2 separate regions of the Homo sapiens genome follow, and region 2 is linked to region 1. A link is a contact called in ENCODE Hi-C or POLR2A ChIA-PET data. All regions are on one chromosome and are shown on one strand. Each heading gives the region's core, a stretch centred on a gene start or an enhancer-like site at or near the end of the contact. The rest is flanking DNA. Distances are from core to core; before and after follow the strand shown.

Region 1 (2,700 bases), core at 120-2,619:
AAGAAAAAGACACCGTTATCAGAGACACACCAACACCCTGTCCTTATCGCATTCTTCTGACATTTGTGGTCAATAAGTACTAGAGTTAACTGGCTCACACTATTTATTTACTTCATCTACCCTCCCAGGAGGGCCACCTTGTAGTTAATAAGTGAAACCAGCATTCTTCTCCCTAAGCTGAGCATTCTTCCTCCCTCATCTACTTAGGGAGATACTTTAGAGAATGAGATGTTGATACCTGGAATCTTTTGAAAACAATGACATGAATACTATTAACTTTAGATTTCACCTCCCATCCAAAGCAAAAAGATACACAAACACATCTGTTCAGTTCCCCCAAATGCATCAGAAGACACTGATCTGTTATCACCTAATTATTTGTCAATAATAACTGGCAATGCCTAGGTTTATAGACTTAAGTTGTTCCATGAACCATGAATCATGAAACAAGTTCATTTGTGCCATCATCAAGGAGATAGAAATACATCAATATGATTCAAATTACTCATTTCTCAATGCTTTGCAGATCCACACTGTAAAATGCACATTCAAAGTCTGGAGATAAACATACCGGCGAGCCCTTGGGGCCAGGAAGACCCGGATGGCCATCTCTTCCAGGAGAACCCGCTCTCCCTGGCATGCCGGGCTGTCCTGGAAAGCCTGGGTCTCCTTTGTCACCTTTGAGCCGCAAGTCGAAATAAAACTCACCAGGCTCCCCCTTGGCTCCTGGCTGGCCTATCAGCCCTGGTGTACCTTGAGGGCCCTGTAAGAACAAAGCCTTGTGATCCACAGAAGAACCCATCCATGAAGCACACCAGTGTGACTGTAACACAAGCAACCATAGAATCAAGAAGCCACCTTCTTGAAAATGGTCATGCATTCATGCCTCATCATTGATTTTCTAGATGCAAGCCAGGAGCTCTGTGACAAAGCCCTGGTCTGCTGCACTTCTTGTGTTTTTCTTAAAAACACTTATCTTAATTAGATATTTCAAGCAAAGACCTGGATGGGGCAGAGGGAGTTATAGTGTGGCTTTGGGCACCCAGCTCTCCTCCAGGAGTTTTCTTACCCTAACAACTGCTCAACATTCATAGGAACACACAGCACCTGTCAGAAGGTTCTGATTGATGTGTGGTTCATTGTGCAGCTTCAGTAACAGACAGACTCAAAGAACAATCGCTGTCCTCAGCTCTGCCTGCTGCCTCAGCCCCACCGGCAGCACGCAGAAGCCTTTTCTCCAGCTTCTGGGCCCACTGAGCTACCCGTCAGCACCTCCTGGCCAGTGCTGAATACTCCTGTGCATATTGAACAGGCTTCCTTTTATGCTCATGCCCAGAATTCCAGAAGAGATAAGGACTTCCAGGGCACCAGTGAGAGATGAAACTCTGGGAGTGGGCACTGGGCCAGCTCTAAAATGAGTTATGTTGAGTCAGCAGAGTCAAATTGACTTTCCCAAGAGACTCACACTAGAACGTTGCTCAGTTCCTGGAAAGTTAAAACTGCAAAGAACACCCATACCCACCAATGGCTTCTCCTCCAGCATCCTGAGACTTGGGTTTCACAAGAAAAACAGAAAATGTTTCCAACAATTGTCCCATTGACTTGTTCACTTAGGCCTGAGAAAGGCATCTTCAGACTCCCTGTCGACTTGGCAGAATTTTAACTCTGGCACAATTCACTTAATGTGAATTTTTTTTCATAAACTTCCTTGCAGAAGGTTCTTAGATATGTATGAATCCCTCACATGCACACGCTTCTGTGTGTACAGATGCTATGTGCTTCTCAAAGGAAGAAGTTGGTCAACCAAGGACAGACCAACATTTGCCCAATCTTTAGACTGAAAATATGGCTAGCATTGGTTACCAGCCTGCTAGGCACTATGACCCATTCTATAGCATCTCTGACCCTTATTGCAGCTCTGCAAGGAAAACATGGAAACCAGGACATAGCAGAGGAAGAAGCTGATACTCAAAGAAGTGAGCTGATAGATCCAAGACTACTCAGCCAGAAAGTGCTGGAACTGGGATCCACATTTATGCATTTCCAGCTGCAAAACTTGTACCTTATGCCTGTGCCTCTGGAGTGCTAAGGAGAGTTAGGGATGAGCGAGTAAAATCTGCCCATTACACAGGGGGAGAGGTGGGGCTTGAAGGACTTCTGTGTCCTGCTCAAAGTCAAACAAACAGCAAATGTGGGACTAACCTAAATGGAGCAGACTTGCTTTCCTGCCTGAATTGCTTCCTAACAGCTGAAACATCGCAGGCTAAGGAACGGGAGAAGCTGCTCTGCCTCCCATTCCATCTTCCATACCAACCACGATGCACTGACTCCTGGCCCAATCCCATCAAGCAGGCTTCCAGAAGTATGGAGAGAGTCGGCAGCAACTCTCTGCACTGTTCAATATGACTTGGAAAGTTAAATTAAATAACACAAAAAATGCAGTTCCTCCATTACAGTGACTACATTTGTTTTTGTTTTTTGTTTTGTTTTGTTTTTTGCTTGTTTTGTTTTGTTGAGACAGATTTTCGCTCTTGTTGCCCAGGCTGGAGTGCAATGGCGCCATCTCGGCTCACCGCAACCTCCGCCTCTCAGGTTCAAGAGATTCTCCTGCCTCAGCCTTCCGAGCAGCTGGGATTATAGGCATACGCCACCACACCCAGTTAATTTTGTATTTTTAGTGGAGACGGGGTTTCTCCATGT
Region 2 (2,726 bases), core at 142-2,641, 34 kb after region 1:
GCGAAAGCCTGCCTGCAGCTATAGCATTTAATGCAGAATTGTCTCCAGGTGTCCATGTTCAAGGAGAGATTTCTATTGGACAAATCCTGATGTTGAAACATTATCTGAGCCCATGATGAATTCTGGCACAATTCTAGGCTCAAGTATTCTAATATGAATTTTAACATTCACTATGAAGTTGACTGACAGAGCTGAACACTCAAGTCATATGTAATCCAAAGCTAGAAGGCGATGGTTACAAAGGAGATGCACAGTGAATATTTCTGATAGATCCACATTTACAAAGAAATAAAACCATAGATATTTTCTGATCCATGAAAATCCACTTTGCACATCAGCTTAAAAGAAAAAAATGAATTAAAAAGAGTCCTTCAGAAAATACTTTCTAAAGAACTATCATTCAACACAAGAATAACTCAAGGGGGCCCTCAGTATGGTCTTCTTATAAACAATTTAAAAGTTCCCCGAAAGCCATCCAAAAGCAAACAAACCATCTGACGTCCCCGATCCAGTAAAAATGTTCTAGGAGAACTGAGTGCTGATAAATTACTGGCAGCCAAAAAAAATCTTAAAAATTTCCAAAGGTCTTTAAATCTTACCAAAGTTCCAGACATTTGTCCATGATGAAAGTGGAGACTCACTCATGGAAGCGCACAGTAAAGCTGTGAGCAGCAGCAAAGGTCTCCAGAGGCAACTATTATCTTCAAGAGTTTTTTCTTATCTTTTTTCAGAAAAAACAGTCCAAAATGCTCTCATTAATTCTTACTCCAAAGCAGTACTCCGTTTCAAATATTGTTAAACAGAACCATTTTAAGTCAGTCCCCCAGAGCAGTCAGATTTCCACGTTGGAAAGGAAGAAAAATATGATGATGATCTTTTTCCAAAGGCTTGTGAACCTGCTCAGTCAGATTCCACGTGTGCCTGCGCTCAGGCAGCGCGTCTGTCATCAACAGCTTAATTCCGTTTTCGCATCAAACCACACCAGCAGACAGTGCGTTCTCTGGAAACACTTGTATTTTCCTGGCTCCGGGCTCCATCAACAACACATTCAAATGCCCATGTGAAGGGCCAAGCTCCTGGTCGGGGCGTCCGTAGACACCCACCCTTCATCCACCTCCAGGCACCTGCGACCCACACAGCAGCACCCCAGGGCCCTGGCACCCCTCAGCACATTCGAGAGCGCTGCCTTCATGTGAAACAGGCACATTCACACCCTCCCCGGCGGGCCCTGGCACCTCAGACACACCCATGGGATCTCAGCCAAGCACCCCCTTGTTGAAGAAGTACTCAGACACTGAATGATCTGGAGAAAACCCAAACTCTGGCAGACAGTGGATCCAGCCCGTGACAGGCCCGGGCGGAGGAACCAACGGCCTCAATCAGGGCTTGGGTGAGGAGTCTCCGTGGGCTGCAGCTGCTCGCCACTAGAGGGAGCTCTGGGACTATACATTTTCCCCCAAATAAACTAAACCTCCCTGGTGGACCTTAAAGAATTAAGGCTTTTTCAGGCCGGGCGCGGTGGCTCACGCCTGTAATCCTAGCACTTTGGGAGGCCGAGGCGGGTGGATCACGAGGTCAGGAGATCGAGACCATCCTGGCTAACATGGTGAAACCCCGTCTCTACTAAAAATACAAAAAATTAGCCGGGTGTGGTGGCGGGCACCTGTAGTCCCAGCTACTCGGGAGGCTGAGGCAAGAGAATGGCATGAACCAGGGAGGCAGAGCTTGCAGTGAGCCGAGATCGTGCCACTGCACTCCAGCCTGGGCGACAGAGCCAGACTCTGCTTTAAAAAAAAAAAAAAAAAAAAAAAAAAGAATTAAGGCTTTTTCCTAAATATTCATTGTAGTAATATATTACTATTAAAATATTAAATATTCAGTGCCATTGAACACATTCTGTGGGCGGAGTGAGAGAAATCACTTTGATATGGCCTAAAAGAACTCTATGGTAAATATTTTTAATTAGGATTCAAAATTTAATTAAAATTAAATATAAAAACTAGTAACCTGAATATCGAGGCTATTGCGTTACAGGTAAATGCGGTCAGCCTATAAATAATGAGAATGATGGATATTTTCTGGATAGCATTTTCACATCCATTTTATAAATTGGGAGAGTATTTGAATCTAATGACAATACAGAAAAAATAGCAAATTCAATTTTTAAAATAGCTGTATGGAAATAGAAAATACTGAAAAAATTACATTCTACAAAGCATGCATAAAATAGATACAAATGTAATCACAGGGAGGTCTCTAAGAAACCACTGCTAAACATCCCACTGCCAGTAAAACTTATGTAAAGGTTCTTCTTTGGTCTTCTTCCACTATAAGTTTATAGAAAACTTATGCATTAAGGTAATTTAGTCCATTCTCCTGAGTTTTGCCAATTCTAAAAGAAAAAAAAATCTATCCAGTTTTTTGGATCCCAAAAAAGATGATAACATTCTCTCCTTTGCTTAACCTATCAGCATGAACACTCATTAAAACCAAAATCACAGATGCCTCTTTCTAAACCTACTACCTAACATTCTGTTTCTCAAATATATATTTTTAAAAACATCTTCAAAACGAGAAAAACAGTACAGAAAACAAGTGTTCTGCTACAGGCTTGGAACCTCACTTGCTGCAGCTATGGACGGTGTGGATGGTTGTGCATGTTGCACACTGCAGCAATCAGAGGCCAAAATCAGCCACCGAAGCTAGGTGTTGGCACAGCAGGAGGC

The links. A loop is a pair of places that touch in the nucleus more often than their neighbours do. ChIA-PET counts read pairs that join two places held with the same protein, here RNA polymerase II (POLR2A).
Region 2: a map of Caco-2 shows a loop between it and region 1 (2.7-fold over the local background). The contact joins two enhancer-like sites. A Hi-C loop is called at or near these places in 1 of 168 maps with a recorded cell type or tissue (Caco-2). POLR2A ChIA-PET finds 5 or more read pairs at or near these places in 2 of 52 experiments (Panc1 and activated naive CD4-positive, alpha-beta T cell).

What each region holds. Positions count from the first base shown.
Region 1 is chr13:110,186,567-110,189,266 of GRCh38, forward strand. It overlaps COL4A1 (collagen type IV alpha 1 chain), which reads right to left. Exons shown (of 52, transcript NM_001845.6): 25 at 572-763. Among named protein-coding and RNA genes, the nearest start is that of LINC03082, 59 kb to the left of the region's middle. Within about 2 kb of position 1,370, at least 6 of the 41 ENCODE cell types and tissues checked have a DNase peak (open chromatin) inside an H3K27ac peak, as active enhancers do.
Region 2 is chr13:110,220,985-110,223,710 of GRCh38, forward strand. The region is part of intron 2 of COL4A1 (collagen type IV alpha 1 chain); the gene reads right to left. Among named protein-coding and RNA genes, the nearest start is that of COL4A1, 85 kb to the right of the region's middle. Within about 2 kb of position 1,392, at least 20 of the 41 ENCODE cell types and tissues checked have a DNase peak (open chromatin) inside an H3K27ac peak, as active enhancers do.